Regions from separate parts of the Homo sapiens genome. Here region 1 is linked to region 2. A link is an interaction called in ENCODE POLR2A ChIA-PET data of the cell type or tissue named here. Cell type or tissue: OCI-LY7. All regions are shown on one strand. Region 1 overlaps VAV2 (vav guanine nucleotide exchange factor 2). Region 2 overlaps VAV2 (vav guanine nucleotide exchange factor 2).

Evidence for each region. Peaks named below come from ENCODE experiments on the same cell type or tissue, not always from the same donor. Only the 100,000 strongest peaks of a DNase experiment are listed, where the experiment ranks them.
Region 1: POLR2A ChIA-PET joins it to region 2 with 7 read pairs; 4 of 35 experiments call an interaction of 5 or more read pairs at or near these places.

What each region holds. Positions count from the first base shown.
Region 1 is chr9:133,820,737-133,824,736 of GRCh38, forward strand. All of the region lies in intron 4 of VAV2 (vav guanine nucleotide exchange factor 2), which reads right to left. Among named protein-coding and RNA genes, the nearest start is that of SARDH, 84 kb to the left of the region's middle. RefSeq lists enhancers at 1,988-2,037, 2,378-2,467, 3,518-3,627, 3,760-4,000. In OCI-LY7, no CTCF peak of the experiment used is centred here; DNase peaks (open chromatin) are centred at 1,595 and 2,115.
Region 2 is chr9:133,933,499-133,937,498 of GRCh38, forward strand. The region is part of intron 2 of VAV2 (vav guanine nucleotide exchange factor 2); the gene reads right to left. Among named protein-coding and RNA genes, the nearest start is that of VAV2, 57 kb to the right of the region's middle. In OCI-LY7, no CTCF peak of the experiment used is centred here; no DNase peak of the experiment used is centred here.

The DNA of each region.
Region 1 (4,000 bases), 110 kb before region 2:
CTGTCCACTGGGAGGAAGAGGGAACCCTCAGGGGCTGGGCTGGAGGAGGGGTATACTATGAGACCCACTGAGGGGTCTGAAGTCTCCTGGGAGTACAGGGCAGTGACAGGGCAGGAGGGTCCCATTGTGCAAGGACCCTCACCTCAGCGTTCTCACTAGACATGAGCTTGACGAGAACTCAGCGAAGACGCGGCACACGGAACCAGAGCGCCAGCCCCACATGGCCCTCCACGCAATCCCACAGGGGAGGGGCCGGGCTGTCGTGCCTTCCCTCTGGACCCAGCCCACTCTCCCCCAGTCCTTGAAAAGCACCTCAAGGCCCTGCCACGTCTGCAAGTGGCTCTGGAATCTCCGTGGCACAATTACATCACTCTCCTGTGGCTCTGTGGCAGGCTGCTGTGTCACACACTGATCCTTTTCACATCAGTGTCTCGGCTAGAAAGAAGCGTGTGGAGGCTCCGTGTCATCAGAGGCTATACTTCGTGGAAAAACTCCACACCCATGCCACACCAGTGTCTGGTCCACAGAGCAGGCCAGTCCTCATCACTTCGGAACAGGCGGGCCGCAGTGGGTCTCTTGTTGGCAGGAACTTGACTGTCGCTCCTGAGCCCCTGGAGGGGAGGCAGCGAGGGAAACTAGGGTTGTCTTTGTAGCCCTTCCTGTTTCTAGCTCTGTAACTGCAACCAGGATAACCTAAGCTTCGGTTTCCCATCTGCAACAGGAGAGTGACAGTTCCAAGGATCAGCCATCATGTACAAGACCAGTAGAGGCTGAGCATACAGTAGGTGCTCAATAAGTGGGAGCATGGCCTATCACCCCAGAGGGCGAAAGGAGGGGCTCATTCAATGAGACGGCATTTAGCACAGGGGCCGGTCTCAACACATAGTGTGGTCAGCATTAAAAATGACAGATTTTTTAAAACCTAGGAGACTAAAAAGTTGGATGGGGGTTGGTGCTGCGTTAGTTCCTGCTCAGCTGTGTTGCTTTTGTGGGTTTCAGGGATCATTCTTCTCTGTCCAGTGGTCCATGAGGAGGCCCGAGATGGCCAGGCAGGAATGTGGAAGCCCAGACGTGAATGGGCCTCCACGGCCAGACCTGGGCCCCAGCCCAGCTCCCTCCACCCCAGGCCAGTGACCACCCCTCCTTCCTTCCTGCCCCGTCTCATCCTTTCACTCCTGCTGTTTTCTGGGAGTCAGCTGCGCTGACAGATGCTAAATCCCGACCATTATTTTTGTCCTCACAATAGCTTGAAATCTTCCAGGAGGGGCCCCGAGCACGGCTGTAGCTCTCCAGGGACGGCAAAACCTGCCACCTTCACCTTCTGCCCGAGACCCTGAGGCCCCAGCCCAACAACCTCGCCCACCTGCCCCGATTCTGTTACAGAAAGGCAGCTGCTCAGAGGCCATTGCCCCCGCCGCCCACAGAAAATCAAAAGAAAACCAACAAACTCTGCTTTCTGCCCCTGGTGAGCCTGTGTGTTTACGGCGGACATAAAATAGTGTTGCTGACAGGCTGGGATGCGCCGCACTGGCCCCGGGCTGTCTGATGCTGCCAAGCAGGGTACCAAGCTGCCATTAGTGTGTTACTAGGAAACCGAGTCGGATGTTTCCTGACCTCCGTCCACACCTCAGGGTGCTTCATCCCCAGGGGACTGGGGTGGGGGCAGCAGAGAGAAGGCGCATCGAGCCTCTGAAGAAGCCGGCTGGGAACTGGATGGTGTGCATGTGGGGAAGGACGGACGGAGAGATAGACAGACAGACAGACAAGAACCGCTTTACACATCAGGGAGCTTGTTCTCACACGCCCTGGCAGACCCTCACCACGACCCATGAGGGAGGGAGGCCTTGCTTTTTCTACAGGTGGGGAAACCAGGGCTCAGAGAGGGCATGAGAGTCACCCAGCTCGCCAAGCCACATAGGCGGGTACCTGCACAGGCCCCAGCTACCAGATTCCCGGAAGGAGACCCGTCCACCGGACTGTCCCTCCTGGCCGTAACTCCCTCTTTTTGGGGGCTTCTTTCTAAGCAGTAAAAGAGCCTCCCACCATCTAAAAATATTCAGGAACCAAAAAAGAACAGCCCCTGGGCCAGGTCACAAGGACTAGGCCCAGGGGAATGTCCCGGGCCACAGCACAGGGTTTCATTTCCCCCTCTGCTATGTGAGGCATGCTGTGTGACCTCCGGCAAGTCACCTACCCTCTCTGAGCCTTAATTTGTGCAACTGCAAAATGGGGGCTGGAGCACCCACCTTGCAGAGTTGTGAGGGCTGAGATGAAGCGGCAAAGCCCAGGGCCTGGCTCTCAGGGGACAGGAGCAGGGATTGTCGAACAGCGTATGGACCTATGGCTCAGATCCTCCAGTATGGGAATCGTGAATGCTCTCGGGACCTCATTATCCCCAGCCCTTCCTCCTACCACAGTGAACCAGGCCCAGGCCTAGTTAGGTGTCCTCTCTGTGCTCTGCTCCTTTATGAATGACCCTTATGGAGCGTTTATCTCAGCAGTGAGAAACAGAAGCAGGAAGACAAGGGAAAGTTGGTGGCAGAGACTGTCCTGCTGTCCTTTCTAAGCATCTGGTGAAGGTGAACTTCAATTCAGCCTGGTAGGGTTGGGGGCTGCCTCTTAGAGAAGGTGACCTGTGGGTTGGGTTTTGTAGAATGAATAGGAGTTGGGCAATCGATATAGGAGATACTACGTACGTGATGGGACTTCTACAATAAAACCCAGCATGTGACGCTTGTTCATTTTAGAGCAATATTTCTTAAGTGCCACTGTGTGTCAGTCAGATCTACGCTGAATACAAGGGAAATAACGTCAAAAGGGAGAAGTCTTCCTCTTCCTGGAGTTCCAGAACAGCACGAGGAGGGCGATTTAGAGGGGGAGGGACCTTCATCAGACACAGCACAGCCCTCTCATTCGGGCCGAAGCCCAGCTGCCTACTCCTTCCTGGAAAATGGCAAGATGAATGCGTATGTCTTTAAAGCTGCCCTTCTGCGCCGGTCCCCTCCCTCTGCAGAGACTGCATTAAATGAGACCAGAGAGTTGCTGTGACCGAATCAGTCCTGAAAGCACTCGAGTTTAACGAGGTATTAAAAATGAAAACCCCTGGAAGTCCCAGGCCATACCTGCTCACACACACACGGGAATGCGGAGCGGGCAGGGTGGTCACGCGCACCTGCTCTGCGTGCGTCAGAGGGTTCCCCTGCGATCTCCCACTGAGAAGGAACAAACGGCCTCTCCCTCAGTGGTGGGGGTGGGGGAGCAGGGTTTCGAGGTCACTGAAGCCCCCAGCCACGTGGCAGCAGGGCCTCTGGAGACAGCTGGGGCCCACTGTGGTGCCAGAGTACCAAGGGGCCCACAAGATGTCCGAGGGGGGCAGGGAGGGTCCCTGAAAGTGTGGGGCTCTCATCCCAACGAGCTGCGGTCTCCACAGCCAGCCCCACAGGGAAGTGCTGATGGCTCTGTTAACAGGGAAGGTGCGGACAGGGAGCTCCCGCCCAGCAGTCCCACAGCCACCTCCCGACGGGGACTGGGCTTGTCTAGACCACAGGAGCGAGAAAGGCTGGACTGCCTACAGAGGATCCCCACCGAGCCAGGTCCACCAGCCCTCAGTTCCCGAGAACAGACACAGCAGAGACCAGGACCCTCCTAAAACCCCAGCCCAAAACGGCCCTCAGTTCCCGAGAACAGACATAGAAGAGACCCAGCCAGGACACTCTTAAAACCCCAGCCCAAAACAAGGTAGTGACTGGCCTGGCACAGGGGGTAAGAGCAGGTTTCCTAAATCACACTTTGGCAAATCCTACGCACTCTTCAAAATGAACACCTCCTCCAGGAAGGCTTCCTGCCCTCCTGGCTTGTCAGGGTCTGCCCCCAGAGGCTGCTGCCTGGACAGCACATGTGGGAGGTAGAGGAACCTCGAGTGAGAAGTGCAGGGGCCCACAACGGGGTCCCAGGTCCCAGGTCTGTGGGGCAGGGAGGGCTCCTTTAGCCACCCCTGGGG
Region 2 (4,000 bases):
GGATGGTGAATGGATGGATGAATGATGGACGAATGGATGAGTGGATGGATGGATGGATGGTGGATGGATGGATGGATGGTGGATGGATGGACAAATGGATGGGTGGAAGGACGAGTAAATGAGTGGGTGGATGGATGGATGGATGAATGGACGGATGGGTGGATGGGTGGACGGATGGATAGATGAATGATGGATGGATGGATGGATGGTGAGTGGGTGGATGGATGGATGGTGGATGAATGGATGAGTGGATGGATGAATGGATGGGTGGATGGGTGGATGGATGGACGGATGGTGGATGGATGAATGATGGATGAATGGATGAGTGGATGGATGGATGGATGGTGGATGGGTGGAAGGATGGGTGGATGGATGGATGGATGAATGATGGATGGATGGATGGGTGGATGGATGGATGGATGATGGGTGAATGGATGGATGGATGGATGGATGGTGGATGGATGGATGAATGGATGGAAGGATGGGTGAATGGGTGGGTAGATGGATGGATGGATGGATGGACGGATGGGTGGATGGGTAGATGGATGGACAGATGAATGATTGATGGATAGATGGATGGTGAGTGGATGAATGGCTGGATGGATGGATGATGGATAGATGGATGGATGGATGGATAAATGGATGGATGAGTGAATGAACGAATAAATGAATGCTTTTTGTCTTCCCAAGGAATGACTCCCACAACATGAGAGACTTGGGGAGCCGGGAGGCAGCTGTTTAGAAAATGAATGACAACAAACCCAGAGCCCAGACAAGATCTGAAACACCACAGACCTCCTTAAATAATAGGGGAAACGGCATTTCCTAAACCAGCCAGAGACACCAGCCAGCTGTGATGGTGAATTTTAGGTGTCAACTTGACTGGATGAAGGAACACCTGGAGAACCGGGGAAGCATTGTTTCTGGGTGTGGCTGTGCGGGTGTTTCCAGAGGAGACTGGCCTGTGAGCAGGTGAGGAGATGCCCTTCCTGTGGGCGGCACCATCCAAGCAGCTGGGAGCTCAGACAGAACAAAAAGCCAGAGAAAATGTGATTCCCTCTCCCTCTCCTGGAGCTGGGACTCTTGGTCTCCTGCCCCCAGACATCAGAACTCCAGGCTCTCCAGCCTTTGGTCTCCAAGACTTGCCCCACAGGTTCTCAGGCCTTTGGCCTTAGACTGAAGATCACACCATTGCTTCCCTGGTTCTGAGGCTTTGGGACTGGGGCCAAGCCCTGTCACCCCCGTTCCTGGGTCTCCACCTCGCAGAAAGCCTGCTGGGGGCCCTCCACCTCCACAGTCGCGAGAGCCGATGCTCCTAATCGGCCCCTCTTGTCTGCCTCTACCCGGCTGCTTCTGTCTCTCTGGTCTCTGGAGGGCCCTGACTAATGCGCCGGCCAGTCGGTCAGGCTCCTTTCAGCCCTGAATGCTGTGAATGTAAGTAGGAGCCGATCAGACAAGGAGTAAGAGAGTCAGCTCTGCCCCTGGTAGCCCTGGAGTCCCCAGCCCCACACCCCCTCGGTTACCCCTGACCAGCCCCACCCACCCCAGACGACAGTCAGTTCTGACTGCAGAGCTTTGTGTTCTGGGGAGAAACAGCTGCCACCCCCGTCCTGGGCAGGCCAAGGGTGGGAGGAACAGGGGGAGGGCACGCAGCCATATCTTCATGGTCTGAGGTTGCTGGAGGCCGCCGAGCTCATTTGGAATGGCCAGGGCGTCCCAACTGGGCTGAGCTCATGAATGACAAAAGATGAATCTGGACGTGTAGGAAACGCTCAGTAAATGCCCCGAAAAAATGAAAGGGGCATTCGCTCTTCATCTCTGTGGCCAGAGGGACCGATGCATGGAATGGCCAAGTAAGGAACCAGGCCTATCAGCCCCGCCCTCCACACCGGCTCCTTGTGGTCAACAAGCTGGGAGTCCGGGAGGCCAGAGACCAGCAGCCTCGGCAAGTCCCCTCCCTGCTCTGACCCTTCCTCCCCTCTGTCCACGGCAGGGACTGCAACAAATACGCCCCGGCCCAGCAAGAGGTCCCCAGGAGTCTGAGCACCTGGGCAGACCAGGCCGCAGGGAGGAGCTGGGCTTTTGCTTGTGTTTTGTTTTTCCAGAACACCTGTCCCGGAGAAGCCAGGAGGCGCTGGCAGAGCAGAACCGTCAGGCTCCAGACCGTGGTGAACGTCCCAGCTCCCCAGCCTCCGCTGGCCCCAGGCCAGACTCCATTTGGAAGTGCTGACCACAGCTTGACCACGGTAGGAAAAACATCCAGGGAAGGAAGCAAGCACCGCCACAGAGACAGGGCTGGCGGGGCCGAGGCCAGGCCCACGCTGAAGGGCAAGTGCGGGTTCCGGCTCCATTGCTCCCAAGTGTGCCAGCACCCAGCACACGGTCCCAGGGGGCCCGGTCCCCAGCCAGCTGTCCCTGACACACCACAGGCCACATTCACGCGGGCTCCAGGAGGCAAAGGGCATGGCTCAGATGCGGAGACCAGAAGCAGCAAGGCCCCAGAGTGGCGGGGCCCTGGGGCACGTGCGGTGCTGAGACCCTGCACACATGGCTTGACCCGCTCAAGGGAACTTTGAGGGTGGGAGTGTCACCGCCATTTTACAAATGGGACTTGGAGAAGCTGAGTCACTTGGGCGAGGCCGCACCCTGGGATGGCAGGGCTGGGACTCAAAGCCAGCCTGCCGGGGTCCAAGTCCATGTGCTCAGCCACCTGCTCTGTCTCCCAAAGGTGCAGCCATTGCGTCTTTTTTTTTTTTTTTTTTAAGACAGAGTCTCACTCTATCACTCAGGCTAAAGTGCAGTGGCGTGATCTCTGCTCACTCCAACCTTCACCTCCTGGGCTCAAGCAACTCTCCTGCCTCAGCCTCCCAAGTAGCTGGGATTACATACGCCCACCAGCACACCCAGCTGCTTTTTGTATTTTTATTAGAGACAGGGTTTCACCGTGTTGCCCAGACTGGTTTCGAACTCCTAACTTCAAATGATCCGCCCACCTCAGCCTTCCAAAGTGCTCAGGTTACAGGCGTGAGCCACCATGCCCGACCCAGCCATTGCATCTTTATGTATAAAATAGTGGAGAGAAAAACAGTAGGCACTGCCATCTGTGTGTGGAAGTCTGGACTTGTTTTAAGCGACCGGTGGGGGGCGGCAGGAGCAGCAACCTGCACTTCACAAACACCTCCTGTGGACCTCATCCAGTCTCCTCAGCTCAGCCCGGGGGTCTGCACGGTGACATCACCTCCATTCCCAGCACCCCACACCATGACTCATGGTCCAAACCCGCCGTCTACTCCCAGCTCCCCATGAGAGATGCCACAGCTTGGCCAGCACCACCACTGACCGCCACGGTGAGACATGGGGAGACCAGAGGCCAGCATGACAAGAAGCCCCTTCTGCAGCCCCTCAGAGCCGCAGCCGCCTCACTGGAAACCATGGACGATGACAAGGGCTGCCCATTTGCAAACTGCTTGGCCACACAGCTGGTAAGTTGAATAATGAGAGTTTAATCCAAATTTATGTACGTCTTACATCACTGCATTCCGCCATAGCAAATTAAAAGCAAAATGAAATTATATACTGAATACGCTGCATTTTAACTGTTGGCCAAGAAGTAGGTTTGGCCAGGGTTTTCCTGTATTTTTCTCTTTACAGTTATCATAAATACCAGTTGAGTGTCTAAGTATGTGTGTACATGTGAGACTGTGTGTGTGTGAATGTGTGTGATATGTCCGTGTTGGGGGGCTGTCCATGGATGTCTGTGTGAATGTGTATGGGTGACTGTATGTCTGTGAATGTGTGTGTGTTAAGTTGTGCATGTCTGGGTGTGGGTGTGAACATGGAAGACGGGTTCAAGTGTGTGTATGTGTGTTTGTGTGTGGTGTGTCCATGGATGTCTGTGTCAATGTGTGTGTGTGAGACTGTATGTCTGTGTGTGTGTGTATGTGAGCTGTGTGTGTCTGAGTGTGAGTGTGAACATGTGTGGGGTGGGTGCAAGAGTGTG